Linked DNA regions of Homo sapiens: region 1 is linked to region 2. The links are chromatin loops, found by intact Hi-C in ENCODE. Cell type or tissue: endothelial cell of umbilical vein. All regions are shown on one strand. Links, peaks and the distances in the headings refer to the core of each region. The heading gives the core; the rest is flanking DNA.

Evidence for each region. Peaks named below come from ENCODE experiments on the same cell type or tissue, not always from the same donor. Only the 100,000 strongest peaks of a DNase experiment are listed, where the experiment ranks them.
Region 1: it touches region 2 in a loop (2.7-fold over the local background); 8 of 110 quality-filtered maps call a loop at or near these places.

Annotation. Positions count from the first base shown.
Region 1 is chr4:185,721,412-185,736,867 of GRCh38, forward strand. It overlaps SORBS2 (sorbin and SH3 domain containing 2), which reads right to left. Exons shown (of 27, transcript NM_001395207.1): 3 at 12,688-12,743. Among named protein-coding and RNA genes, the nearest start is that of SORBS2, 83 kb to the right of the region's middle. RefSeq lists a silencer at 7,970-8,167. In endothelial cell of umbilical vein, for the core only: no CTCF peak of the experiment used is centred there; a DNase peak (open chromatin) is centred at 7,710; H3K27ac peaks cover 1,085 bases.
Region 2 is chr4:186,014,095-186,029,550 of GRCh38, forward strand. LOC124900830 (a long non-coding RNA gene) reads right to left here and starts at 8,871. Exons shown (of 3, transcript XR_007058420.1): 1 at 8,834-8,871. LOC124900829 (a long non-coding RNA gene) reads left to right here and starts at 3,218. Exons shown (of 2, transcript XR_007058418.1): 1 at 3,218-3,293; 2 at 4,359-4,787. It also overlaps the pseudogene RNU4-64P. RefSeq lists an enhancer at 13,016-14,215. In endothelial cell of umbilical vein, for the core only: a CTCF peak has its summit at 7,679; a DNase peak (open chromatin) is centred at 7,647.

The sequences.
Region 1 (15,456 bases), core at 4,980-9,979, 290 kb before region 2:
GATCTCTTTGCAGACAAGATCAGCACGGTGACTGGGTCTTTGCCCTACCTTCCTAAGCAAATGACAGAACTGGTAGCAGAACTGGAGCCCCTGAAGCTTCTGCAGGCAAACTTCCTGGAGCAGCCCAAGAAAGTCAGAGCCCCTCCTTTTCGTCACATTCAGTTGGAATTTTGGAAACCAAGCATAATGGAGAAATAACTTTTTTGGTATAGCCGGAAGATGAACCCTTGGGCACAGTTTCAAAGTCAAATATTTTACTGTAAAGTGGAAGAAGAAAATACCCAGATCTTTCTGCATAGTCAAGTGGCTTATGTTTTGCACGCATTGGAAAGAAGGGAAAACAAAAGCTGTCTTAGAAGACGAAATCAATCACATGAGGAGTGGCACTGCTCCAGAGAGCTGAGGTCTTCCTCTTAGGAATTACAGACTTTGGTTCCGTATAATTAGGCCCTGTGTTGCTCAACTTCCAAATAATTTAGAGAGAATTATCATGTGAGAGTGCACATATATACATTTTTTTCCAAAACAACCTTCTCAATATGTAGCAAAATGTAGTCAAGGAAGAAAAAAAATGAGAAGTTCTTTAGATTTCAGCCAAAACAATCACTTAAGCTCCAAGTCACTATATAAACACCATTAATACCTGTTAAAAGGTCGTGAATTCTGTAAGAGATGTTTGGAACAAACAGTGCTTCAGAACTACCCACAAAAATAAACAAAAAAGAGATCATATTATGTCACTGGGTCCAGACAGGATGATGAAACGGCTATGATCACGTATAAGCTTTATCTATCTTTCCAGAGAACAGTGTCAGGGACATATGGGTTACTTTCCAAATTTTGTTTAAAAAATATGAAAAACATCTGTGAAATTCTGGTAAGACAAAAAGAGTTTCTAATTCTTTGGATCGCAAAATGATTCTTCAGTTCTAATTAGCTATGATAAATTATGTTAATTCTAAATTATTATCATTCATGTGGGCATTTAATTTAAAAAGTGGCATTATTTGGAAAACAGTCTCTGCAATTTATTCTAATGTAGTTTAACACGAAGCAGCTACATTGCCTTTTTGGATATTTTCAGAAGTGTGAAAACTGTGAATATCACTTCAGGCTTTGCAGAATGGTACTCTACAATGAATCTGTGTCTGGCATCTGATTGGTGATAAAAAAAATTATTGGGAATAGATTATTAGTTATTCTGAGACAGAATTTTGAGAAACTTGTTGAAAGAGTCTTGTTTGAAGAGCCCATAAGGAACCTCCTCCTTCACACCCATACTCTGGCTAAGAATGTTGACTCTTTTTTCTTAATTAAAGGCTGAATCACTGATAATATTGTTGATATTAAGTGCCTACTAACCAGCAGCATGAGCTTTTAACACTTTTAATGTCACCCAAAAGCCTACCCAAAGTGCCCAGGAAAATAAACAGTTTTCTAAGATTCAGTATAATTTTATTTTGTTTTGTAGCTAAAATGCGCCAGAGCTGTATTCATGTCATCACAGTGGGAAGAAGGCAAACATCTGAGAAATTAATAAATCCCACAGCCGATCTGAGCTGTCACCCAACCCCAAAGGGCCTCAGTATCTGCATCTGTATATGGGGATAACTCAGTTCTCCAGAGTTTGTAACAGGCCTAGCACAGTGCCTGCACATGTAAGAGCTCAGAAAGTTATTTGTAAATTAGTAAATTAATTTATAAAATTGTAATAAATCAATAACCATTAAAAAAAAATAAAATAAAATAAATCCCACAGCCACTAAAAGCATATCGTATTTGGGGCACAACTCTGGCCATAGAGGCAAGCACCTGACATAACACAGATGGCTTCTTGCTGGTAGCATGGTGGCAACTTCGCTGAAAACACAGAGACAAGGACTGTTTCACTCTGTCTCCCTTAAGAACTTTGAAAACAGTTTTATGTCTTTGGAGAAGGAGCACCAATTTAGCTTGCATCATGGATCATATAGAACAGGGTATGTTTTAATGTGCTAAAACCTAAGCAATGTATTTAACAGAGCAATCTATTTCCATGAGGTTCGTGAGAAAATAATTCAGAGGCTCTAAGGGAAGTTGGGAGAAGAAAGGACAGCCCGTACCAGTGCACTCAAATAGCCAGAAAGAGCAGAGATGCTGATTGCTCCAAGCAGTAGTCTGAGTCTTATTCTATTCATTTCCTTAGAGTAATTTCCAGTATTTGTTAAGGCATACAGAATTTGGGGGCTTGAGGTAGGGAGTGTGTCTTATCCATGCTTGGAAATGTAACAGCTTTTGAAGTTTTGTAATGTTTCTTTTTTAAAGCAGGCATCTTTCTAGTTCCACTATCTCTGTGGAGTTGAGGAAAGAAAGTAATTCATAGACACAGGGCAGCACGCTGACCTTTCTTCAGTGAACGTCAAGGTCCTGGGCTCATAAGGGAATAAGGAAGAGGAACCTCAGTATATTAATCCATGGGCTCCAGCCACGTGGCAGCTACATATTTTCAATCACTTTGCTTACTTCAAACTTTTCTTGGTGTGCCATGTACATTAAGAACAGATAACTAAGAAGCAACCCTTCTCAGTGTTTTTGGCATCTACTGATCAGCACCTGACATTCCAAGTTATTTCCTCCTCTACTCGGCATGCCGATTTCTGTACTGTTGAACAGCAGGAAGTGCTTTCAAGGGTCTAATAAATTAGCCTTTCGTTGTTTCAACTTCCAAGTGAAGTTAACAATAAAAGAAGCTTAGTATGAAAAAGATCCAGGGTTTCTTAACCTACCTCTTGTTTCTTATTTTCTTTCAGTATTGGCTTTTTTTTGATGATGTTTGGGTGTTTGGGGAGTGGAAACACCATAAATTTGATCTTAAGCTGTGCTGGGACAACTTTTGCATGTTTTTATTGAATACTTGGGATATTCCACTGCCCAGAGAGTTAAAAAAAAAAAAAGACAAAAGGATGAGCAGCTAGTTAATAGTCTTCATAGCCACCAGTTATCCTTTAATCTAGTATTTTCTAGAGTGCTGTGATATTTGCAGAATTAACCCACAAAACAGTATCCTATGGGCCAACCGGTGATGAGACTGAGTTTGCCTTTGAGAACTCCGGTGGGTGTTCTAACCTAACTTTCCTACCTCTCTTCACTGTCATTTATATTGTTGCCTGAGGACTCTTCCTAATACCTAGCCAAAGTATGGGGGGCCTCTGCTGTCTGAGAGGTCAACTTCTAACAATTTAGTGTGACCTCAAGGCCACCCCATGACCTGACTCCATTCTCCTTTTTCACTCTCGTCTTCGGCCACCTCTCTCAATTTGCCAGACTATCTGCTCTCCCTGGAATCCACCATGGACGCTCATGCTGTTTCCCGAATCTGGATGTAGAATTTCCCTGACCTTTTTATTTACAAAATTCTACCCATCTTTCAAGATTTTCCTTTTCCTGAGTTGATTATTCTTTGTTTCTGTGTTCTCAAAACACTTTCCTTGAGCAATGCTAAATACTAGTTTCCTTCACGTCTGTTTCTCTCACCGCAGCATCTGTGAGATTAAGGATAGTGTCTTTTTCACCATTTATCTCTCACTGCTCCTAGTTCAGCACCTTGCATATCTTTCATGCTCAGTGTACTTAAAAACAAAAGAATCATACATAAGACGGTGTTGCCAGTTTATCATTTAATGAAGAGGCTTTTTTCTTTTATCAATTATGGTAAATCTTTGACTAGTTCAAAAAGGGATTTAGGCAGATCTATTTTTGAGCATTTCTCCTGTTAATATTTATATTGAACTTCAGCCTTTTGGGGTCAACAGCTAGAAACCATCACAGCCTGCTATAATCCATTAGTTACAAAAGGATGGAAATTATCCTGCAAAAAGCGCCAGGCTGCAGAGGTTCTTGTTTGGAATTATTACACTGCTGTTGGATATTCTAACTACCCACTTGTGTTCAAAGGAGAAGCGGCATTTGAGAAAGCTTCTAAATGTGGGTTCTGCCACCTACCATGTAGAACTCTATGCCAGTGGGTCAAACATACTTGCCGTCTAATTTAGCATCCCAATATAGATTCTAGCAGAGCTTCTTTGACATAGCTAATCTCTCTGAGTTTCAATTTCCTCACCTATAAACTTGGGAGTAACGACTTTGTGTGGCAAGAACCCCAAGTAATTAATCAAAATTCTAACTTTGTGCTTGGACATAGGGATTGATCATAAATGTGGGCTATTATTGTCTTGATCTTTGTTTTTGCTGTTGTTCATATAGTACTTATTAATATGGCTTCTAATTTCAGGTTTGTCATTTCTGTCGTTTTAATTTTATTTTATCAAATAAATTATCATAATAATCTTTTCATTGGCTCTCCTGTCCCTAGTTCTCCCCCTAATATTGATCTCTCTCCTTTTAATTCCAAGCTGCAATTGCAAGGCTAATATTTTGAAAGGAACACTGACTTCACATTATCTATTAATAAATTCTAAACCAAGCCCAACACAACATGATCCTAACCTAATTTTCAAGAATTTATTTTCCTTCTCAGTTTTTTTTTGTTTTTTAGTCAAACTGAACTTTTTGTTGCTCCTTTTTTTGTACATTTCATGTTTTAGCCTTCATTTGAGTTTAATTAGCACATTTTAACCAGATGCCTACATTGTGTCAGATATTTTCTGGGTAGTAGGAGTGTCAGGATAATCCAAAAGAATCCCTGCCTTCCAGGAGCCCATGACTGGTGTGGCGAGGCAGGTGTGATTTTGATTCATCTTTTGTGAGATGTTTTATTCGTTGAGATTACCTCTAATTACTCTTAAAATTACACACAGTTTTAGAAGTCCATCTCAAAATAGTCCCCTATGAAAACCACATAAATCCCTCTCACTCATTTAAACTAATATAGTTCCTTTTCTGTGCCACTTCATCTTGTCTTACTTTATGTTATTTATGTTGGTGTTTTCTTGAGGGCAGGGATCATGCTTTATTCACATCTGTGTCTTTCATCGTACCTTATGTATAACAGGCTTGCAATAAATATGGGTTAAATATCAAAGGAATGTAATAGTACAATTTGACTTTAAATAGAATAATAACCAAAGTTTTCAGGGACCATTTTTCAAAAGACCCATTCCCCCAAGATACTTAACCTACAATGCTTACTTTGTATAAGCTCTGTTACTTAAGCTAACAAACAATAGTTCTGGAAACCTCATATACAGAAACATAAGGATATTTAGATGTATAATATATTATATATATAATATATTTTGTTACACCACTAGACTTGGCTTGAATGAACCAGAATATTGCTTGCTTATTTCCTTGATGTTCTTTTCTTACACGGTTTGTTCTACAAATGTATAAATATTAATATATTAGAAAGTTATAGAAACAGATGAAGGAAAAATAGACACAAATATAGTATGGAAGCCTGGACATAAACCAGGGATTTCAGAAATAGAAGCTATGGAGATGCATCCGGGAGGAGGGTCTGTTTTAGCACATTTGGGCATGCATCTTTAAATAGGAGACACATTTCTGGAAGGAACATAGGGTCCTGTGGGTAAAGTATTGGGTTGCCTTGTTTTATATTTACTTGAGGCTATTACAGAGAATCAACTACAGTGTAAAGGGAGAGCAAAACCAAGCGAGTTTGGATTTAGGGACATTAAGTACGCTTTGAACAGATCAGAAGCCCTGGACAGACGCCACCACAAAAGCAGCAGCATCTGGAAGTACACGTGCTCATCTCTTTGTATTGCTTGGTGTGATTTCCATGGCTACTAAACGAGTCATTCACTTCAACCTACATTGATGTGATCAAAATAGTTTCATCAGAGCAAATTCTCATCCCCTCTGAAGAGTGGACAGATTCTTAAGGATTGTCCACGTTTGTATTAACGACCCTATTGCTTATGCCGTCACAATTACAGCTAACCAGATAGGTGCAGTCAATGGATTTTGTCAATGATTTACCTTCAAAGTAACAATACTCACATACAAGTAGAAGTTAAAAGGATTTCAATAAATTTGGTAATTGACTTTTTAACTATACGTTTGTGTCAGGCATTTATACTTAGCAAATCTTATTTATTTCAATGTATTTGATTGTTCTGAAATCAGTGACAGGTTAATAACTTTGTTATCAGATTACTAAATTAAGCTTTTATCAGATCATGTTTACATTAAAAAAGAAAAGCCTGAAGACATTATTAACTTCATTTCAACAAGCTTCTGTAAATAAATAGGCTTTCATTAGGAAACCAGCCCTATTTATCAAGGTTATTAAACCATTTTGTAACAAAAAGCATGATTTACAAAAATGTCCCATGATTAGGCTTATTTTATTTTGATACGACCAGGTTTGCTACACATTTTAACATAAATCAAGATAAACAGCTTGTTCAGAAAAAATAAAGCTTCAGAAAAATGCACCTTAATCACTGTTTTGAGTTACTGATTAATGTTTGTCCCTGAATCTGCTCCAGACAGATTTTATGTTTTCTTTGATGACTTTCACTGGAATATGGTTGGCTTTTATGATTAAACCCATCCTTATGGTATAATCCTTGACTAGGAGTTAGACATTGAAAAACACTTAAAACTATACATGGTCAATTTCTTATAATTGATTTTTTTCAGTAAACTCATGGAGAATAACTTTTGTGGTGATTATTAGAATGTTCAAAAACATATTTCTATTGTGAAAACCCAGTGCTTGCTTTCTGAGTCTGCGGGTCTATCCAGCCTGCCCAAGAACTCGATTCAGCTAAGGTTCTCCCTTCCATTATGGAGCCTGGAAGGTTTTATGCAAAACCAGTGACTGTGCTCCCCGAGAAAGTCCACTGAGTAGCGTGCTGGACAGAACCTGACCAGGACTCCATGCTTTCAAGCTCTGGTTCTACCGTCTGTTACTTAGGCAAATGTTTTCACCTGACTGTAGGGTTGATTAAGGCTTTTGGCTTGCCCCAAAAACCCCTGTATTTCTGGATGGGAATCAGTTGGAAGTATTTTGCTAGGGTCCTGTCTTTGCCATTCCATCTAGCTCTAGTAATCTTGATGGCTCTTATCTCTTATGCTCTGGATGAAAACTGGTAATACTTCTTTCTCCATTTGTTTTGTGTAAGCATGGTGGTCGGTAAGATGATTTCTGGTGAAGCAGCAAAACCACAGGCTCTTGTTTCTAAATCTGGTTAACTGAATGCCTTCTGTGTTCACCTGTCATCACAAAAGGATGCGCAGGAGCACTCATTATTTTAATCGGAGTCGTTCCTAATTCTAAAGTTAATCATGGCGATTCTCAGATCAGGGAGAAAATTAATTAAGATGCAATGCTATTTTCTTCTCTCCCAGGGTGACATCTCCCAGGTTTCTCATTAAATCGCCCATTTAGTGTTTGGTTTCAGTGCTTTGGAGCCAGGCAGACCAGATGCAAACCCCAGCTGCATGTGCCATTTGCTCCCTGAGGGGCAGAGATGATGGCCTTGCTGCCAGTGGCATCTCCAGCCCTGGAACTGTGCTGGGTGCACACGAGGAGCCAAATGCATGTTTTCTGAGGGGAGTAAGTGGAAGAATGAATGAAGTCAGCCCTTCCATCTCTTCTTCCTTAGCTGTCAAATAGGATGACAAAATACCTATTTGCCAGTGGTTGTTGTGAGGATTAAATCATAGATGTAATGCATTTAGCACAGTGAATGGGCACATGAGAAGAATTCTATAAATGGCGGTTGTTCATCTTCCTACAGGAAGGGCAGATCTCTGAGTCATAGAAATTGCTTCTTATTTCCCACTTTCCTTTATTTCCTTATGTGGTGAAGTATAAGTTCCACTGGTATTCAACAAGTAAAACTCTTGTTCAGGGTAATGTGCTACTAACTTTTAAGTCTGCATATTTTAAAATGAGAGAAAATCTAGTTTTTTCATTAACTTTCTACTCATCTCTTTCTGGGCCCGCTCAGCAAATCCCCGGTTTCAGAGGACTGCCCTGTAAGGAACTATAGACAGGGTTTCCATCCGTATTTCCATTTTCTGAATAAGTAACAAGGGGAACTAGACTCTCAGGGCCTCCTCTGCCTGCTTCGTCCTTATGGAGCTGATGTGGGGAGAACACTCCTCACTGTCCAGTCTAGTGATGACCACAGTTCTGTAGCCACGTGGATCTGTGTACTCGAGGTCAGTTAGTTCCAGAAAATCATCCAGTCTAACATTTGCTCAGATTCCCTAATTTCTACTCTGTGAAAGACAAGGAATAGTACAGCTCTTCAGTTTCCTGGGGGAGTGCTTCATTACTTTTCCTCTTTTTCTTTCTACTTAGTCTAATGACTCAGATTCCAGATGGTTCTGCCTAAGTTTAGAATTATCATGATCTACTTTGTAGAGAGAAAAGAAAACATTTCTTGTACAGTACAACTTATGTAATTTTTTTTCAGGGAAGTGAGAAAAATATAACACGCAGTGTAGAAGAACTTTTGGCTCTAACATTAGATATCAATGTTTCGTATTCTGTCATTGGGGTGTATTGTAATTTACTTATTTACTGTCTAATTCCTTCTGTAGCTAGTGAAGTTTACATTTTCTTTTTTCTTTTTTTTTGAGATGGAGTCTTGCTCTATCGCCCAGACTGGAGTGCAGTAGAGCCATCTCGGCTCACTGCAAGCTCCGCCTCCCGGGTTCACGCCATTCTCCTGCCTCAGCCTCCCGAGTAGCTGGGACTACAGGTGCCTGCCACGGCACCTGGCTAATTTTTTGTATTTTTAGTAGAGACGGGGTTTCACTGTGTTAGCCAGGATGGTCTCGATCTGTGAAGTTTACATTTTCAAAGAATGTTTTAATGATATGGAAAAATATTCTCCAAACAATGATGTGCAAGTACAAGGTACAAACCAGGAAAGTGTAATTCTAATTTTTTTTTTTTAAAGGTCAATATACTTTCTTTTTTTTTTTTTTTTTTGGAAAAGAAATATTCCTAATAATTCATTTAATCATCTGGAGAGTGGGTTGAAGTTTTGTAAAATTTAATTTCTTCATTATAGACTGTATTATTTTAATAAAAGCTTTTCTTTGGTGTCACCCATTGTGTGCAGCACTGAGCTGGGGCCCTGGAGCTCTCACTATTGTCCATCTGGCCGCACCACTGTCAGCACTGCTTTCAATGAACTGTAACAGAATACTGATGACTCAGCATTTCTGCTGCTGACAGGAAGTCCTTGAGCGAGTCTCTTTGTAGTTCCTCCAAGAAAGGATGCTCAGGCACTCCTTGGGTGAACAGCTGCAGGCCATGGAGAGGACAACCGGGTTGCAGTAGTAAGTTTGCACTGGGCTATCCCAGAGCTAGAACAAGGGAACAGGTCAGCCCCTAGAGTCCCAGAGGTCACAGACTTGGGCAGGTCCAGGCGTTAAATGCAGCTGTGCCTTTGGAGCTGGACATCCAGGTACCTGGCTGCCTGCTGGGAACAGGTGAGTATGTATCAGCCATTGTGAAGCCTCAAAAGGCTGCAGCCTGACGTAGCTGCAGATCAGGCTGTACCCAAATTGCATTGTTACTGATGAAATAATTTTTTAAAAAACCAATGGTATCTATTTGAGCATTTTCCTCATGGACACCATTCAACAGAATGCTGTTCTCGGGGAACAAATGACTCATGCAAATGACTATTTTCTAGGTTTTTCTCATGGTCAAGCAGCCATGATCTTTTTATAGCTTTATTTTATTTTAACTCAGTCCCAATGGTTAATTTAAATCCTTTCTTTCTTTCATCAATGATACAAAGAGCTCACTTTACTACAGTCTCATCTTGACAGAGTCAAATGCAGAGGCTGTAAGGCTGCCCACCTGAGGAGGAGGAACTGGAACTTAGGAAAACAGCTCAGATGCTTCATGCAAATGAGGAAGCTCAATTGGCTTCTATTGAAAATACCTCACGCATCATTTTCTCTTGTCTCTACTTGCCAAAATATTTATAAAATATCTTTGCCCTGCCATACCTAACTAAGCCTCTTGGAATTTATTTTTTCAGTGAGATTCTCTGATGCAATAACCAAGCACTGGCTTTTAGAAAGTGTTCTCTCCCCCTCCCTCCCTCCCTGCCTGTCTCTCTCCCTCCCTCCCTGCCTGTCTCTCTCCCTCCCTCCCTGCCTATCTCTCTCCCCCTCCCTCTCTCCCTGCCTCTCTCCCTCCCTCCCTGCCTATCTCTCTCCTTCCCTCTCTCCCTCCCTCCCTGCCTATCTCTCTCTCTCCCTCCCTGCCTATCTCTCTCCCTCCCTGCCTATCTCTCTCCCTCCCTATCTCTCTCCCTCCCTCCCTGCCTCTCTCCCTCCCTCCCTGCCTGTCTCTCTCCCTCCCTCCCTGCCTGTCTCTCTCCCTCCCTCCCTATCTCTCTCCCTCCCTCCCCGCCTGTCTCTCTCTCTTCCTCCCTGCCTATCTCTTTCCCTCCCTCCCTGCCTGTCTCTCTCTTTCTCTCTCTCTCTCTCTCTCTCTCTCTCTCTCTCTATATATATATATATATATATATATATATATATATATATATATGTCTGTTTCTCTGTCTCACTCTAGATATACAATCAAATCAGTGTGCAGATGGAGGACAAAGAGTATCACAAAATTATTATTGTAACTTGTGGATAATAAATTTCAAAATCTGATGTCTGTGCTCCAATATCTGACCTCCTTTTTTGCAAAATATGCACATGTGAAACCTGATTTACTACTGAGGAAGTTAACCCTTTCCTTTTGAAAGTAATGCATCAGTAGAAGATGGAAAGTTCAGTGGAGATGGGTGATCTTCTCAATTATGTGCATGAGAATAAGTAAACTCCCAGGCATTCCGTCACTCTCCAAAGTCAGAACAATCAAGAGGACACATCAGGCTTTAGAAAAACTCATTCCCTTGGAAGATAATCTCAATAGCATGTGTGAATAGGAAGAGCATCAAAGTGTGACCGAGAGAGTGTCAGAGAAGAGTCACCTATTACAAGCATGATCATAGTACTTAGGAAAAAGTAAGTTCCAGGCTTATGTGGATATTCATATAGATATTTTCCAGGGTTTTAGAGGTTCATGATTTCTCAGGGAGACCAAAGTGCCTATGTGACTGTGAGGGGTTATTAGTCCTCTGGGTTCTGGCTTTACTCAGAAATAGCCTGGACCACATGGGTCAGTCCTGCCCCACAGACATTAGGCCCCCTCCTGGGGCCCCTGCAGAGTGGGTCAGTTCTGCAGATGTGGGAAGGGATGAGTGTTGGGTTTGGGAACCAAAGGCTGTGTGTTGAGCTTACAGTAGACAATTTGGAGCTGCTTCTTGCTTAGAGATGACCCAATATCCAAAAGTAGCTATTGCGGGCAAGTGGTGTTCCCCAAAAAGGTATGTTGAAGTCCTTCCTCACCCCCAGTACCTGTGAGAGCGATCTTATTTGGAAACAGGATCTTTACAGATGTAATCCAGTTAATTGAGGTCATACTGGAGAAAAGTGAGCCCTAAATCCAATGACTGGTATTCTTACATGGAGAGAGAGATTTGGAGACAGATCCATAGAAAGAACATTGCGAGACAATGCAGGCAGAGATGGGTGATGCTGCCATAAGCCAAGGACTGCCAGCAACCACCAGAAGTGGGAAGAAGTGAGGAAGGATTCGCTGCTGGAGCCTTCACAGGCAACCCGGCCCTGCTGACACCTTGATCTCAGACTTCTACACCCCCACGTAGAGTGTGAGACAATAGATTTCTGTTGTTTCAAGCCACCCAATTGGTTGCACTTTGTTGCAGCGCTCTAGAAACTGATACAGTGGCTCAAACAGAGCCTCTAGGTGTCTCTTCTTTTGCAATCCAAAGACTGCACCAGTGCTACTTGAAGGGGTAAGAGAGCTAAATAAATTTGCTTTTGGGGAGATAGATTTGGGTAAGTTTCTCCATGCTGAGTTAGATGAGTGATATGTGGTGGTGGTAAAATCCAGATAACCCTTGAGTGTGATGATTTCAGAAAGAGAGAGCCAGGAGGCCTGGGAGCCAGCAGGCCAGCGGGGGTCCGCCCACTGGCCCCGAAACAGCGAACAGTGACATTGGAGCAAGGGCCCATCCCGTGCTTCTCTGGAGCCCCACTGGGCAGAGCCAGGTGGAGAAGCAGGAAACTGCACATTGGTGGGCTGGAGGGGCTTGGAGGGGCTGAGACAAGGTGTGTGCTTGGGGATAAGGGCGTTCCTGGTCCCCGGTGAAGCATCAGTGACCAAGAGGCATCCTCTAGAAGAGGTAGACACTACATGGGAAGGGAGAAGCAGCATGAAGGAAGGCGCTTTAGGACAAGGGGATCAGTTACAGTTTCTTCGCCATGTGCCTTAGACCTACAGCTTGCTATTCCACTCTGAAATAAGGCAGAGTGAAGAATTCAAAAACAATCACTCTGGGAGAAAAAAGCGAGTTCTCTTGATATCCTTGCTTTCTCCTGGCCTCATTTCCTCTGATGTTCCCCTGCCCTCTTGCAAATCAATCAGCCTAAATCAAGGGTGTCTGTGCAGGTTCTCAAGACAGACATGCTGCTGGGAGTGGCACGTACGTGAACGTCAAGGAGATGTCAGGGCATGCGCATATTCTTTGGTGCCCACCGTCTTATTTTCTTAACTTACTGGGAAATCTTTTTGTTAGAGTGCACGCATTAAGTTTCTTCCTGGCCTCATCAGCCCCAAACCCAGGCAGTGGCGGGCGGTTTCCCGTGAGGACAGCGTACCTTCTGAAGAAATGCACCCAGATCAGAATGGTATACGAGTCTGTCCTATTCTCGCTCTAGAAAAGAAATGTCACAATAAATAGGTGGGTGGGGTCTGCCCCACACTCCCCAAAACAACCAAAACAGCGGCGAGATCAAACTGAGGACAACGTTATCATCATATATTCTTTTCTTTACACAGTTTGATACCTACCTACTTCTCAGAACAAACACCGCGGAAAGGAAACTGGGTGGATACTTACTGTTTTTAGTTTGTTACATACTACAATTAGTCACCATTAGCTAATTATATAGAAAAGGGGAAATTGGGGCTGTTTTACCCAGAGTTGGTTTTAGGTGGGGGTGAAGCAGGCAGGGTGATATTGGCAGCCTCATGGTTGGTTTTGCTGATTCAGTTCCTCTTTCCTTGCCCCCTATTTCATACAAAATTCCTCTGACAAAGCTTCCTGTGTGGCCACTGGTCAGCATTTTAATAGAATGGAAGGGTGCAGCACAGCAAAGGCCATAGTGTTAATATCCCTCGCATCTGCCGTTCCCACCTCCTCCTTGCTTTTCCAGTCCTTTCCAACTCTGCATAGGATGATGGGGAGAGGAGGGAGCTAGGAAGGGTGAGAGGCAAGCAAAGTCATTTCCAGCATTTTAAAGTCAGCTCTCCCAAAATGCTCTCTCTCTCCATAGCCTTCTCCCTACTGGGGCTTCAAAGCCTTCCCTCTACCTGAAACCACTCAGGGTGCAAGGAAGCCTCTTCAGGTCCCCCTCATCCTTGATCATTACACCAGCTCTTGAGGATCCTTTCTTTCTCTAAATTTGGCAACAATCTTCTGTTGCAGACTCTTTTCACTATTGGAATTCCCTTTCAGGGACTGCTCTCTACAACTTATATGGCTGCAGCAGCAGCTTATCTGACCATTTAAGGCTCTACACTGTGCAGACAGAAAAGGATCACACTCCTCTCTCAGACACATTATAAGAAATTTTATACAAGGCCTGTGCATTTTCAAAACACAGGATTGACCTAATGAGCAGGAATTTGAGACCAGGTAGGAAAAGAGGGTCATGGGATGTGGGGAGCTGCCTGGGGGCTGGTGGGAACTTGCCAGGGGTCCTCATATCCCTTCATGAGACAGTTGCCTAATCAGCCTATTTCAAGGGATGGCCCTGATTTCACGGTGAAAAGCAAGGCATGTTTCTGCAGATACGTCAGTGCTCTAACAGCAACATGTCCTCTGCTAGGAGGACATCCTAGGAGATTCGCTTCCATTGAATCAGAGTAAACTATTTTTTTTTTTTTTTGCTTCTTGGCAGAATATTATTTGCAGATATCTGCAAATTTGGTAGGAAAGCTTTTTTTTCTAAATGGAACTATCCTGAAAACAAAGGGAAAAAAGGGCAAACACACACACACTCACACACACAAACAAACACACACACTCACATGCGAGCCTTCCCCCAAATCCTTCCAAGTCTTCATTCTATTTAAGCTGTTCATAAATAATATCTGATGATAATCTCATTGAAAATGCATCTGTTTTTATGTTAATTTTTGTTAATTTGACATCCCTAGACGATATCATGAAAATATTTACTGTGTGTACGTTTGTGTGTGTGTATGTGTGTGTGTGGGTGCAATTTTGTCCCCTTAGTCCATGATGAATTAAAATAAGTAGTTTACCTATAGATAACTAAAATTCTATACATGTCTTCATGAAGTTTACCTTATTTAACCGTTGCAATTAACACATATCCCAGAAAAATCTTTAAATTTTATTTTTAATATTATCCTAATGTTGCTGAGTTCCCAGCAACACAATTATTTATTGCAGCCAACATCTACCATGCTTACTATTACAGCAAGCTCTTTTCCAAGTTCTTATATCAATAACACACAAGGCAGGGCCTGTGATATTTCCCATTTGTGGATGGAGAAGCAGAGCCGTGGACAGGTGCCAAGTCACCCAGGTCTCAGGGGTGGGGTGGGGTCTCCCCACAGACAGCCTGGCTCAGACACACTCTCCACTGCCGCAGCGCGAGGGACCCTTGTCATCATCCCACAGAGTTTGCCTTGTCATTGCTTCTGAAGTGCTTAGAGACTGTCAATGAAGGAGCAATCTCAATAAACTTTGTGGTTTTGTCATCCTCAGAAATGACCAATCTTCATGAAGGTGGTGTTGTGCAAGCCTGGGCTTCTATTAAAATAAAAAAGTGTGCTTTGCACCTAAGGCAATGGTGGGATTAAAGCAAGTAGCAAATTGATGTTCTCATTTAAAAGTCTTGCCTGGTCTGTGAGTGCCCTGGGCCTGCAAAGGTAAAAGAAGCCTGACCACAAAGCAACTGGGCATTCTGGAGGTTACTGGGCAGACCTGAGACTCCAGAGAAAGTAGGAAGAGAAGGCAGATTGTCAGTTAATGATGGCGGTGTTCGTTTCTGTTTGTATACTTTTAACAGTCTAAAAATGGGGCTTCGGACACAATACCTTTCCTAAATGAAACCAGTGCCTGCTTCGTTACAGGCACAAGGTATGTACTGTGGGTGACATCCAGCCCCCTTCAGTTTTCCAGAGTCTTTCCTGGGGTCTTGCTTGGCTCAGGGCCACTGGAACACAACCCACCCGATGACACCAGGGTGTGTCGAGCCTGTGGTCAAGGTTCACACGTCTGTGTGTGCCACAACCACTGCAGAGGGGAAAGACATCATCCACACAACATCCCACCCTCAGCAGGGACTTGGAAAATCAGGAACCCGATAGTCCATAGTTGGGGAGACTGAAAG
Region 2 (15,456 bases), core at 4,921-9,920:
AACAACAAAGAAAACTGATTTACCTTGTGTTTCCCTACTGTTTTCTGCAATCGCTTGCCGTACTAAAAGGGACAGACGGTGCTTTTAACAGAGTTTGTGAAAAGGATGCACTATCTCTTCAAGGTTTAAGGCCCTCTGTTATTTCCACTATTATTTTAATGATCTACAAAATTCATATGGATTCCACATAGATTAACCAACACCTTCCTCACTAGTTCATTCCAATGCCACATGTAAATATTCATGTGAATTCAACCAACTGATCAAATGTAAGAACTTGATGTTCTTTAATTTTGTTTTGCTTTCCTCAGATTTATTTCTGAGAATCTAGGGACATAGAATATGCTAGTTTGGATGGCTGTGGATTTGATTAAAGATTTAAAATAAAAGAAGACCTAATAAATATTTTATTTTCTTCTTACACACACACAACCCTTTTACTCGATTTTTTATTGTACCCAAAGACATAAGGAACAGATGAAATGATATATGGGACCCTCCCAACACTGGGTGCCACCGATTTTATGAAATGTATCATTGATCACTGATCATAATCAGATGCACAATTCTACCCTAATTGGAAATACAGAACAGAGCACTCAGTCAATAAAAATTTGAGAGCACATTATTTAAACTCATAAAATACCTAGAATTTTTGCTCTTCAATTATTAATAAGGAAATGTCATGATATTCAAATGATAAGAGATTTCTTTGAAAAGTTTTTTTTGTTTCGTTTTGTTTTGTTTTTTTTAAGAGATGGAGTTTCCTGTTGCCCAGGCTGGAGTGCAGTGATGCGATCTCGGCTCACTGCAACCTCCGCCTCCTGGGTTCAAGCGATTCTCCTGCCTCAGCCTCCCGAGTAGCTGGGATTACAGGTGCCCACCACCACGCCTGGCTAATTTTTTGTATTTTTTAGTAGAGACAGCATTTCACCATGTTGGCCAGGTTGGTTTCGAACTCCTGACCTCAGGTGATCCACCCGCCTTGGCCTCCCAAAGTGCTGGGATTGCAGACATAAGCCACTGCACCCGGCCTGAGAAAGTTCTAAACCCACTATTTCCCAGATATATAATTTGGTCAGCGCATGTGTCCTATTATTTGAAGTTTGATCCATCACAGTAGGGATGACAGTTATTAATGTTGCATTGAATTCATGGAAGTGTCAGAAAAAGCAATGCTTGGAAGCCAGTTGTTCTGTGAGTTTGTGTCTTTCCTCTCTGCCTCTGCATGCGATCTCACCGCCCATGTTAAATGGATGTCACCCTTTCTCCTCCTTGGATTCAACCTGCTTACCCTGGGCTAAGGGAGCCACAGAATGGCCAGTGCGGGAACTGTGTGACTCAGTCTCGGTCCCATCTCCTCGTCTCTGTCCTCTCAGATCACACATAGTCCTGTTTCAATCACTAATCGGGAACAGCTCTGTTAATTCCACTATAGAATTCTTCTTTCTCACAGTTACTCAGTCAGTAGCGTTTACTGAGTATCTCCTGCATCCTGGGCACTTCTCCACTCCAATGTGACAGCAGTGAATCAAACGACAGCTAGCCCTGCCCGCAGGCACTTGCATTCCAGAGAGAGGAGACAAAGAATACAAAACTAAAAATATAAAAGACGATGTGCCACACGTTGGAAAGCGATACATACTCTGGAGGTGAGTAAAACATGAAGACAGAAATATGACTACAGTGAGATAATTTTACCCTCAAAATCTAGGGAAATTTGTAAAAGAGAAGGGATAAGAAATAAAAAAATGGCAAAATGTCACATTCACAGCAAGAACTTTCCTGGTTCAATTCATTTATATTTTTACTTAAGTTTTAATTTTTTTTTTTTTTTTGAGATGGAGCCTCGCTCTGTCCCCCAGGCTGGAGTGCAGTGGCACGATCTCGGCTGCCTGAAGCCTCCACTTCCCAGGTTCAAGCGATTCTCCTACCTCAGCCTCTTGAGTAGCTGGGATTACAGGCATGCACCACCACATCCCGCTAATTTTGTATTTTTAGTAGAAACGGGGTTTCACCATGTTGGCCAGGCTGGTCTTGAACTCCTGACCTCATGATCTGCCTGCCTCAGTCTCCCAAAGTGCTGGGATTACAGGTATGAGCCACCGCACCAGGCCTAAGTTTTAATTTTTTTTAATTTTTATTTAATTTAATTTTTTTTTTGAGATGGGAGTCTTGCTCTGTTGCCCAGGCTGGAGTGCAGTGGTGCAATCTCAGCTCACTGCAACATCCTCCTTCTAGGTTCTAGTGATTCTCGTGCCTCAGCCTCCCAAGTACCTGGGATTACAGACGTGTGCCACCATGCTAAGGGGCCACTGCCGATTCTCCTGTAACAAAAGACAGGTTAACAAGAGAAAAGCACACAGATTTGTTTAATCAAAGTTTTACATAACATGGGAGCCTTAGGAAATGAAGACCCAAAGAACCAAGGGAAAACTGCCCATTTCTATGCTTAGATTTGATGAAGAGTGGTAGCCCTGCGGAGCTGTGACTGGACACAGAGGGAGCGATGGGACAGTGACAGACAGAGGGGGACCCAGCTGGGCCTGTCTGGGTTCCTCTTGGCCTCCCTGTGTGGCGTTCCTTCTTCCTGCGTGTAGGGCAGGGCCCCTTCTGGAATGAGGGTCTTATAACCTACTTTCAGGAAAGTAAGTCAGAGAACTTCTTTATGGCCAGCTCTTACTCAGAAAGGCAGGGAAAGTTCCAGTAGTGATTCTAGTTTCTAATGGCTGGCTTTGGGGAAAGAGATTCTAGTTTCCGTGACCTGCTTTAGGGAAGAGGATTTCTGGTTTCTATGACTCACTTCTTGGGGGAATGAGGGGCGAGAGACAGGAGGGCAGGAGAAGGTCAGAGACTTGGTTCTGAGGCTGCTTCTGAGGCTTTCCAATGCCCTTTAGTTCAAAGTCCTCAGCAGGTCAAGGCCATACTTGGGGTGTCCTTTTCGGAGCCGTGACTTATGACTTAAAGCAAGATGAACTGTTTTGCTATTATGTAGCAGAATCAAGATGAACTGTTTTGCTATTATGTAGCAGAATCAAGATGAACTCTTTTGCTATTATGTAGCAGAAACAGAATTAAACCTAGCCTGCAGAATTCAGAGTCCCATGTGTTCTATTGTTATGCTATCCCAGTGTATGCCATTGAGTGGATAAAATGAAATGGCATCATTGTGCTTATCCCATAGGAAGCAACCCATACATGACAGATACTGCTATTATAACTCAGCACCATCCATTCAGTCATCGTGTGGTCTTCATCTTTTGAAGCCTCATTTTCTCATCTGTAGAACTTGCGTGAGTATTAAGAAGATGTCTGAGGATGCCAGGTGCTAGAGCTGCAGAGAGAACCTGCAGAGAGAAGGGGTGTTGGTTGTGTTGGTTATTAGGGTGTCTCAGGCCATCGTTCAGCACCCTGACCTCTTCCTTCAAGCTGAGCCCTGGGGAAGGGAGCAGAGGGGCATGAATAGGTCAGTTTTGGGGCCCGCCCTATGACCTCCACATCTCTCTTCTTCTTTCCTCTTCTCCAAATTTTAGAATGTGCATCCTTTCCAATCTTTTTTGTTGTTAATGTAGTTGTTTGTTCATATGCCAGTACCGCAGCTACAGAGGCCCTGAAATGCCAAGAATTAACTTCTTTTCTTCCCTATACTGTTTTAAAGCACAGGTTTTGTTATAATTTTGATAGGGCAAGACCAGTAGATAGGAGATGACTACCATTGAAAAAAAAGTCTGATGCTCACAGATGCCAAGAGGAGTGAGCGCCTACAGTGTGTGGCCACACGGGTAGCACCCGGGTCAGGCAGGAGGCAGAGTGAGCAGGGGGAGAATGCTGGGGAGAGGATTCCATGGGAAGGAGCAGGCAAGGCAGGGTGAGCAGGCTCAGGGTGGAGAGCTTGAATAATTTCAGCAGACTCTGGGCATAGGGCCTGTCCCTAACTGTCTGGTACCTGGTTTGGGGTGATCAGGGCAGGGGGAATCATGTTGAATTTGAGATCCCCAGTAGAGGACGTGGTTAGGGGCATGGGCTTTGGATTGGTTCATGTGCATTTGAAAGGCTCTCTCTGGAGGCGGGGGTCCTTCACTGTCTCTAGGAATCGGCTAACTAGAGACAGTAGTAAGCTAACTGACTGCCAGTCCCCCCAGGCTCAGCCAGACTCCAATGTCAAACCATAAATATACATAAAATAAAAAGACATGGTTAGACACATGCATTCTGCAGTGTCAAATAACACTTGGGCAATGGAAAATTCATATCTAGTCTCCCAGGTGGGAAAAAAAAAAAAAAAGGAAATATCAAGAACGGTTACTATTGCAAAGTGTTATCCCACTAAACACCCTCTATCTCTCTGTGTTTTGTAGCATGAAGCTTTGTTACCATGACGTCACATGCTATCCATGGGGTTTTGTTGCTGTTACAGAGGTCCCCGTGATATGCTGTCCTGCATTTCTAGACATGTCTTTGGTTTGGAAGCCTGACACCACCAAAAGAGAACTGCAGTGCAAATGGTTTTGAAATCCTCCACTAATCATCCTAGAAGCTCAGCTAGTTCCAGGGCCTTCCATAATTCCAATTCCAAAGGACTTCATATCAAAACATTCTTTGCTTGTTTTGCTACCCCCCAAGATTGCATTTATCCCTTCTCTGGAGATTTTAACAGTTGGTGAGCTACCCTAGGCTCTGGTGGCACCTTCTATAAGTGACCCTTGACCTTCCACTTTCCTGAACTGATGAAAACATAGCTGTGTTAGCTCAAATAAATATTTCCTAACTGCCTGCTTTGGGGAAAATGCTGTGTGAAATGCTTGATGGATTTATTTATTCAACACCTGTTTATGAAGTGTTGATTATGTGCTAGACACTTTTGCAGACATTGAGGATACAGTAGTGGACTAAATAGACAAAGCTCCCTCATGGAGCTTATTTTGTAGTGGGGTAGGCGGGTGCTGGCAATAAACAAGGTGAAAATATATGGCATGTCAGGTGGTGATAAAAGCCAGGGGGTAAAATGATGCCACGATGGGGGAGAGGAGGCCTGCCACTTTAAATAAGACAGTAAGAAAAGGTCTTTGTGAAGGTGACATTTTAGCAAAGATTTGAAGGATGTCTCTGAGAGAGGATTGTTGGAGATGGACACAAGAGGGATTGAGCAAGAAACACAAGCAGTGGCAGCTGAAACCTGGGTTTCTCAAAATGGAGTTTATGGAGAGTGTGTGTAACAACAATAAGATAAAAAAAGGAGAGATATAAGATCAGTGCCTTCACCTCAAGAACTTCATGGTCTCATTAGAGAGGTTTCCTAACAACAAACCATTAGAAATGAGACAGAGCAGGGATCCCTCTTAGGGGCCTGCAAGTCCCTCAAGCATGAAAGAAAAATCTTGAATTTCTTCAAGGGGAATTCCAGGCACCCAGCTATCCCTGAAGAGTAAATGAGCAACTTGACCAGCAAGAAGGTAATAGTAGCTTAAAACAATAACCAAGGGAGTTGAAGTCATGGGGTGTTTGGTAAAGTCATGGGGTATTTAGATAAAGCTTCACCTCCTTACCCAATTGCAAACCCCAACATCTTTGAATCCACCTGTGACCTGTGGAACCCTGCTTCATGACACCCTACTTTTTTAGGCCAAACCAATATAGAGCCTCAATATATTAATTGACTTCTTTGCCTGCAATCTCTGCTTCTCCAGATTTAAAATCTCCTACCTGTAAGCCACCGAGAGGTCAGGTCTCAATTGTAAGCTGCCCAATTCTCTTTCCTTGGCATCCTGCAAATAAACACCTTGCTTTCCCCTGCTGCAAACCACGGTGTGGATGTTTGGCCTCACCCCACAGGAGAGCAGACACCAGTTCAGTTCAGTAACAGAAATAGGTCATTAAAGATGGATTCTGTCTACAGTTCACCCAAGCAAGTGAAGTCTGTGTTAAAATACTCAATAGTATCTCTCTTAGCTCTTGCCAGAATGAACATGAAGTCAATGACAGGTTGGTAACTCATAAAATTAAGGCAGATTTCCACACTCATCGTCACCACTCTCACCTAACACTTGGTCAGCATCTACTGTAAACAGTTTACTCTACTGAGTGTAGGAAGAGGCACAGTCGTGAGTGTGAGCTTCCTGAGTGGGGACGTCCTGCGCTGTCACTTTTAAGGAAGGCTTCACGTAGGCCATGCTGGAACCCAGAGTGCCTGAGACAACCGCTAGGGAGGAGACTTCCTGAGGCCTGTGGCTGAAGGAGAATGAGCCAGGGCTTCTCACAGGCAGACATGGGTGTAAAGGGAAACGAGGGAAGGAGTTTGGCCTTCATGTGCTGGTCCTTACCCTGGGTCGATGGCGGTGGATGCAGGGCTAGGTGTGAAAGAGACAATCCTACTTTACTGAAGGTCTTGGGAGCTCAGCAGCGTGGACTTGCCGGGATTCAGCTCCCTGGGCCCTGCCCTCTTCTGCAATATGGACAGCAACCGGGTAAGGAGGCGTTGAGAGAAGAGACTCGTAGAAGGGCAGGTGTGCAGAACCGAACATGGAGGGCATCGGTGAGACGTCCCAAGGCTTCCAGGAATAGCTGCAAAGAGCACAGGGCTGCCTGGAGAGCCTGTGTCTGCAGCAGAAACCAGCACCTGCAGGACAGGCCATGGCTGTGAGGGGGATGTTGGAGGTGCTCAGCTTACTGAGCTCTGGAGCCAGCATCATATGTGAATATGTGTTAGCACGTCGTCCAGCACTGTGTGATTCGTAGTAAATCTTTACAGAATTGAAATCTATCTGGTGTCTCTAGAAATTGACTTGAAGCACAAGGTAGCAGAAAGTACTTGTCAGAAGAAGACAGATGCTCAGTTCGGAGGAGGGAGAAACAGGGAACCCAGAGGAGGGCGAAGGCGTCACCTGTGAGGCCAGGCGTGTGGCCGTGAGCAGCCCCGTTGTGTTGCAGAGGTTTCACAGATCAGTAGTTACTGTCTTCATCTGGACTATAGAGAGCACATATCACATAGGCCACAAAGCCTGTCATTCTCCACAGTAGAAAACTTTTACAGGCTGTTTTTATCTCTAGAAACACTGGATTGTTTGGCAGTAACAAGAAACATCTTTCCACCCACACACGCCCACGGAAGCATGTTGAACATCAGTGAAGTACGTTACACTGGGGATCGCACCGCGTATCTTCTTATATAGCAGTTTTTATATAGTAGTTCATTAGGGGAGCAGAGATTTTTTTTCTCTCTCTCCCCTCCCTTTGTAATTTTCAGAATAGCAAATAGCATGATCAAAGCCATCATCTCCTGTTTTCCTTTCTCTAGAGTTTAAATAAATCAGGCTGAAAAATCTCTGAGCCTATGATAACAATCACTCATTGATAGCTTATCACTTAGGAAGAGGTTTCAAGGGCTAAAAGACGTAATGAAACCCCAACGCAGAACATGTAAATGAACAGACTGTCTCTTTCCCCTCATACATCCCACGCTACTCAGTACAGAGGCCAAAGCTCTGTGAATGCACAGGGCTGGGGAACGAGATGCCATCTGGAACTGGAGATGCAAAGCCACATCCCATCCCTGATCCGTATGGCCCAGGCCCAGCCTGGGAAGGTGTGGGGTATACTGACTGCGGGGGTCCCATCACTTCTCCTAGAACGGGTTCTCCGCGCGCTGTGCAGAGAACAATACTGTCCTCTAGCGCTCAGAGATCAGAACTGGAAATCAAGAAGCTTGTTTTTATTTCTCCTCCCATATTGTCAGTGATTCCCAGAGCAATATACCACTCCCAAAGCAAAGGGAATGGATTGACACAGTTCACAAAATCCAGGGCAGAATCATCCTGGCTTTGCCTCCCTTGTCTGGGTAATGACAGCTGCAGGGTTTTATCTGGTCTTTGGGGCAGTGCAGCATGTATTTAATCTATCCTTAGTTCAGCTTTGCCAAGGGAGAATCAAGATTTTTCTATCTTGATTAAATATGCATGTAATTTGTCATCAGCTAAATGAGCAAACAATATCTCCTTGTCCACCTCATAGACTTATGATGAGAATCAAATAAAAGCATAAAACAATGTAAAAGTATAAAACTGAATAAATGAGTTATTATTGAGGAAAATGCACATTTATCTGTTATTTAAAACACTTCTTTAATTCACTTCTATGTTTCAGGATTTTTACCTAGATATATAACATCACCATTTATATACATGCAATGAAAACATAATTTATATTCTATGTAATTACGTCCTTTCTAGCCCTACCGATAAGTCTTACCACGAAGAAAATGCTTTATTTTTTTGTGACTTTAAACTCTGGACAATATGTGTCTTCAACCTCTTATAATTCACCCACAGGGATTCTCTTCAAGGATGGTATAACCCACATTTCCAGAGCAGCCACACAGGACAGCCGCCTCTGCACAACCATTACCATAAGCATGCGTGTGTTTGGTACAGACAGAAATGGATGATGGGGAGTGTGGGCCCTACGTTGGAGAAGGTTATATTTGCTACCAGATACCACCACCAATTTGCTTAAAATTGCTTTCAAGCTATTAAAATACTGAGAAGGGGATGATCATAAATACTTAGATGGCTGAATTTTTTGCTCTGTTAGGATAAAAATTGGATGGTAATACTTGGCTTCAAATTATACAACAGAGTAGTGACTTTTCTCACCCTTGCAAGAAAAATATTCTCAATGAAATATCAGATTCAGAAACAAAACAAGAGAAAATGCCTTTTCATATGCTTCAGTAGGGAAATGGGATGCAAAGGAACACTTCTAATAAGGAAACATTTGCTTAAAGTGATTTTTAAGGAAAGTTCTTTTATAATGACCTTTAAAATAGTTAAGATCATACCTGGTGGCCAGGCGCGATGGCTCATGTCTGTAATCCCAGCACTTTGGGAGGCCGAGGCACCAGATCAGTTGAGGTCAAGAGTTTGAGACCAACCTGGCTAACATGATGAAACCCCGTCTCTACTAAAAATACAGCAAAAAAAAAAGTTAGTGGAGCATGATGGTGGGAGCCTGTAATCCCAGCTACTCAGGAGGCTGAGGCATGAGAATCACTTGAACCCACAAGGCGGAGGGAGCAGTGAGCCAAGATCAGGCCACTGCACTCCAGCCTGGGCAACAGAGCGAGACTCAGTCTCAAAACAAATAAAATAAATAAAATAATATAAACAGATCATATCCGGCAAATGTTGACAACTATTTTACCTTCATACTTATTCAAAATTTCAAAATATTAACAGCAAAAGACTTAAGTAGGAGTGCCAAGGCAACCACAAACGGGCCAGCAGTTTAGTTTGCAAACAGAATTGAATTGTACAGGGCAGGGCTCACACACTGACCCCGGCCCAGGGGGACCCTTAAATATCAAGGCAGGAGAACATTGGTGTGTCAGCCTACGTGGGACCAAACTGCAGAATTTCCTACAAGATCCGTCTTTCCTCCTTTTTTATAGTCCGATACTCTCTTTGTCAACCTGTTTCATTAGTTAGTAGGTCACAAAAAGGGAAACTTCTCAATTGCTGAAAAATCTTTCTCTAGTTCTTAAAATCACAAGGTTTGTGCCTGTAACATACATGTTTTATATCTATTCCGACAGTTGCCATCCAGTGTGTATTGTTACCACGTTTAATACATTAAAGTAAATCCCACTGCACCATGCGTGTGGACTGCCGTGCACACTGACTGTGCTCTTTTTGTTCAGTATGGCTCCGCTTTTAAAGCTGTGGTCTGTGTGTGTTTGTGTGGATGACGTGCACGGCTTTCTGAAACGATGCTCCAGTGGTGGTGAAGGGGACAGCGGGGCTGGACTCTGCCCACCCTGGCCCAGCTGGGCACCCAGCTCCCGTCCTGGCTCCTGCTCCTGTTCTGCCCCTCTCACCAGATTCTGAGCCTGGGTTTGTTCACAGACTGATCCCCAGACTCCAACGCCTGGGACTTGACACCTTCTGCTAAAACTCTTCTCTACATTCAACGTGCCGCAGGCTCACCTTTCACAAAACGACTAGATTTTGGCTGATGAGCCCTGTTCCCGTGGGCGTCTGACTGTAGTGAGTCCTTGTTTGGGCTGCACCGTTCCTGTCTCGGCACCGATGTAGTCGACCGTCCAGGTGAGGCCGAACCAGGAGAGCTTTGGCAGCGGTGAAGCCTCTCCATTCTTTCCAGACCAGTGCTGAAATACACCCCAGTGGTTCCAACAAATAAACTAATATCCAGACATCCACCCCTCCAGGGACAACAAATATAGAGGTTAATACAAATATTGAGAGGACAGGTGGGGCGTGGTGGCTCATGCCTGTAATCCCAGCACTTTGGGAGGCCGACGCAGGTAGATCACTTGAGGTCAGGAGTTTGAGAGCAGCCTGGCCAACATGGTGAAACCCTATCTCTAGTAAAAATACAAAAATTAATCATGGTGGCAGGCACCTGTAATCTCAGCGACTCGGGAGGCTGAGGCAGGAGAATTGCTTGAACCCAGGAGGCAGAGGTCGCAGTGAGCCGAGATCACGCCACTGCACTCCAGCTGCAGCCTAGGGCCGAGTGAGACCCTGTCTCCAAAAAACAAAACAAACAAAAAATAAAAAAAAAAAATAAAATAAAAATAAATATTGAGAGGACAAATATGAAAGAAAGCAGATTAGATATTGGCATCAAGCTTTTTAAAGAAAAAAATACTGATTTTATTCAAATGCAGCGAAGTTTCTATTATTAATACTGCCACCGCAGAACCCGCTGACCTTGCGAAATGCTGGGTTCACCTGCAGGACGCAGACACAGAGTTCACTGTGGCTAAGACCAGGTCAGCCTATGGGATCTAGAGAGTTCTGATCCAGGCAAACTCTTCCAGGAAATGGAACTGTGTATCAGAGAATGAGAAATAGAAGGAACACTTTTCTGTGAATGCCTCTTTACTGTCTCAGTATAGAAAACTTACACAAAATTCAAGAAGCAACTCAAATAACTCTGCCTCCTCATGCCCCTGCCTGCTACTTATTCAGATGCACGTTCCCACCGTGTTTCTCCCACTCTCGGGGCGGCACTCATGACTCTATGACGCTCGTTTCTGTGCCTTGCCTCCCCCAGGATTGTGAGCGAGGGTAAGACAAGGATTGTGCCTCATTCATCTCAGTATCTCAGCTCTTCGTAGAGTGATGTGCAAATAGTAGGCCCTTCAAAGATGCGCGGAGTTAACACAGAGTTCATTTCTGAAGCTTTTGGCAGCATGGATGCTGTTGATCCCTTGCTGGGAGGGAACTAAACTTCAGACCACCCATGTGGGATCTTGAAACAGAAACAGGGAATCCTGTTTTCACTTCATATGTAGATGGCTTTACAAAGATGTCACTCCCACCTTAGCAAGGAGGAAAAGCCATGTGATCTTCACAGTGCCAACTTTTCTTGAGCACTTCAGAAAGCTGAGGTTGCAAGGCAAGCAAGTGAAGTCAGTTCTGAGGAGTGACAGGTCCCTCGGGGAGAATCGGGCCGCACAGATGGTTTCACCCTTGGCAGAGTGTGAGAGGAGGGTGGATGGAGCAGCCGTAAAAGCAGGTTGGAAGAAAACAGCCAGGATGGGCCGGGTGCGGTGGCTAACGCCTGTAATCCCAGCACTTTGGGAGGCCGAGGCAGGCGAATCACAAGGTCAGGAGTTCGAGACCAGCCTGGCCAACATGGTGAAACCCCATCTCTACTAAAAATACAAAAATTAGCTAGGCATAGTGACAGGCGCCTGTAATCCCAGCTACTCGGGAGGCTGAGGCAGGAGAATCGCTTGAACCCGGGAGGCGGAGGTTGCATGAGCCGAGATCACGCCGCTGCACTTCAGTCCGGGGGGCGACAGAGTGAGAGTCCGTCTCAAAAACAAAAAAAGCAAAACGAAACAAAACAAACAAAAACAAAACAAAAAACCCAGCCAGAATGTAGCAAATTCTTAAAGTCTGAGTGTGAGCTTGTGTGCTAGATGGTTGAGAAAGCCCCGGTGGGCCTGAGACACAAGGAGAACCTGCATTCACCTAGTGTTAGCTCTTTCCACCATCTCCACTGTGTGCTCCTGAGGAAGATCTGGACAGGGAAGGACAATCCAGCTACTGTCCCTGACACAGATACTGCTTCAGGGGAGGGGAAGAAGCAAAAGCGCTGTTTGTCCTTGGGGGAAGACCTGGAAAATACTCAGGTGCAAGATCCTGTGATGGATGCAAAGCGAAGGCGGTTACCATGGGGAAGGGAGCTGGGAAGCTTTGCAAGCAGGAGGAATAGCTGCTGGGCAAAGTGACACCACTTTGTGGAAAGCTCACTATCACCACCTTCCTCTCAGCCCCTACAAGCCCAGAGAACAGGCAAAGTGCTTTGGCGGAGGTGTCTAGAAGAATCTAGTGCTTCTGTCACCAGGTGTGTGAAAATATCTCAACTCCTCACAAGGTCCACTGCCTTGCGCTGCTCATTTTCAATTAGCAATAATCATGCCTTGGATAAACCTCATTGGCTATGATACAGCCACTGCAGAGAGCTATGCTGTTCATTTTCTTCACCTAAGACTCACAAAGCAGGGGATGGGGGGCAGTCAGACCTTAGCTACAAGAGGCTGGGAAGTGTAATTTTCATCCATCTTTCTTTCCTTCCCTCCCTCCCTCCCTTCCTTCCTTCCCTTTCATCTCTCTTGTCCTTTCTTTCTTCTCTTTCTTCTCTGCCTCTGCAGTTCAAACAGGCATTCTAGCTGTAGTTCAGAAAGTGATTCCATAAATGGGTTGGAACAGGAGCTGAAAAGCCAGTCCATAATTTCTACTGCACCTCTCATCCCACTAAATACCATTACGTCAGAGGCCCTGTTCATTTCCTTTACAGTGCCACAGCAGTTACAACAAAACAAAATACACATAATGGTGGTTTATTTTTACTTATTTAATGTCCTCCTCTGCCCCATTCATTTATAAGTTCCGCTCATGCCTCGTGTAAACAAAAACTAAAACTCTAAGCCCTCAACCGACTGAATGGATCCCTTCTGAGCCAAGGAGACCTCAAATGATATGGTTTGGATGTGTGTCCCCTCCAAATCTCATGCTGATGTAATCCCCAATGTTGCAGGTGGGGCCTGGTGAGAGGTGTTTGGGTCATGGGATGTATCCCTCATGAATGGCTTGGTGCCATCCTCATGGTAATGAGTGAGTTCTTGCTGTATCAGTTCATGGGAGAGCTGGTTGTCTAAAATAACCCGGCACCTCTGTGATTGCCAGACAGTTTCTTCTTGCTGGCTGCACAGACAAAATCAATCCACTGAGACCACAGCATTGCAGTACAGAAAGAGTTTAACTGACACGAAGCCGGACCACATGGGAGAACTGGAGCTATCATTCAAATTGGTCTCTCTGAAGGCTCAGAGGTTAGAGTCTTTATGACAATTTGGTGGGCGGGGAGTTAGGGAATGGGCGCTGCCGATTGGTTGGGGATGAAATCACAGGGTGCAGAAACAATCCCCGTGCTCTGAGTCAGCTGCTGGGTGGAGCCACAGGATCAGGTGAGTCAGGAGTCAGGAGTCCAGGTGGGGTGTGTCTGAAACACATCTCAGAAAACCCATCTTAGGTTCTACAGTAGTGATGTCATCCATAGGAGCAATTGAGAAGGTCTCAAATCTTGTGACCCCTGGCCACGTGACCCCTGAGTAGTTAGGGATTGTAGGAACAACACCTGTCTCTTAGCAGGTTCAGGCCCCTCCCATAATCCTAACCATGAGGTCTTTCATTGGTTCTAGAAAGGTGGTTCAGTTCTGGGAAGGGCTGTTATCATCCTTGTCTTAAGGTTAAACTATAAACTAAATTTTTCCCAAGGTTAGCTTGGCTTACATCCAGGAATGACCAAGGACAGCTTGGAGGTCGGAAGCAAGATGGAGTCACCTATGTCAGATTTCTCTCACTGTCATCATCTTTCCAAAAGCAGTTTCACCTCACTGCTCTTTCTCTTGCTCCCTCTCTTGCCTTGTGATACGCTGGCTCCCCCTGAGTCTTCCACCATGATTGGAAGCTTCCTAAGGCCTCACAAGAAGCAGATGCTGGCAAGACACTTCCTATACAGCCTACAGAACTGTAAGCCAAAGTAAACTTGTCTTTATAAATTATCTGGTCTCAGGTATCCCTTTATAGCAATGCAAAACAAACTAATACACCAGAGAGGCCTGAAAAACTGAATTCCCCACCACAATGGGAAGGGATGTCAGACACACCTCGCTATGCCCCCTCCCTTTGGAGTTTAGGTACAACTGACCAGCATTAACATGAAAACAGAGATCATAACACTGACAAAACAGACTCCATGGCAATAAGATAACAAATTCCAACCTGACTCTGGTATAGCATCATATGACAGATAGCACTCTCTGAAGGAAATCAAGTGTATTTTACCTTAAAATATATTTCATTGACATATTTTGAAATGGCCCTGCAAAGCCATCTTTCATGGAGGAAGTTTGTAGAGAATCTTCATTCATGCAGCCTGGCCTTTCCCGATCTAGGAGAGATTAACTAAGAGTCTGACACCTGGCTGGGCGTGGTGGCTTACGCCTGTAATCCCAGCACTTTGGGAGGCTGAGGCAGGCGGATTACAAGGTCAGGATATCAAGACCATCCTGGCTAACACAGTGAAACCCCGTCTCTACTAAAAATACAAAAAACTAGCCGGACATGGTGGCGGTGCCTGTAGTCCCAGCTACTCAGGAGGCTGAGGCAGGAGAATGGCGTGAACCTGGGAGGTGGAGCTTGCGGTGAGCCAAGATTGCGCCACTGCGCTCCAGCCTGGGTGACAGAATGAGACTCTGTCTCAAAAAAAAAAAAAAAAAAAACAGAGTCCGACACCTGTTAAGTTCTGAAAAGAGACATTCAGTATCTATTCTCTCTGAAGGCTGCTACCTGGAGGCTTCATCTACATAACAAGGACCTTGCCTTCCACAACTCCCCTTATGTGAACCCAAGCATTTCTTTCTACCAACTTCAAGCCTTTAGACAAAGCTTAACTGTTTCAAACAATTGCCAATCAGAAAATCTTTGAATCTACTTATGACTTATAAGCCCCCCACTTCTCACCTTTGAGATATCCCACCTTTCCAGGCAGAACCAATGTACACTGTACATGTACTGATTTATGTCTTTGTCTGTAACTTCTTTCTCCCTAAAATCTATAAAACCAAGCCATAACCCGACCACCTCAGACAGCCTCTGTCAGGACCCCTTGAGACTGTTCTCTGAGTCATGGCCACTCATATTGGTGCAGAATAAACCTCTTCAGCTGTTTTACAGAGTTTGGTTTTGCCAGTAACACTCACGCTTTGCACTTTGTCCACCTCGTCCTTGGGGTATCCTCACTCTAAACCACAGTGTTTAGTATATGGTTGGCACTTGATACATATTGCTGAATAAATGATCAGGCCCTTTAAGAACTGGTTAAGAACAAAACAAAAGCAAGACTGCCCTTTCTATGGAAAAATAA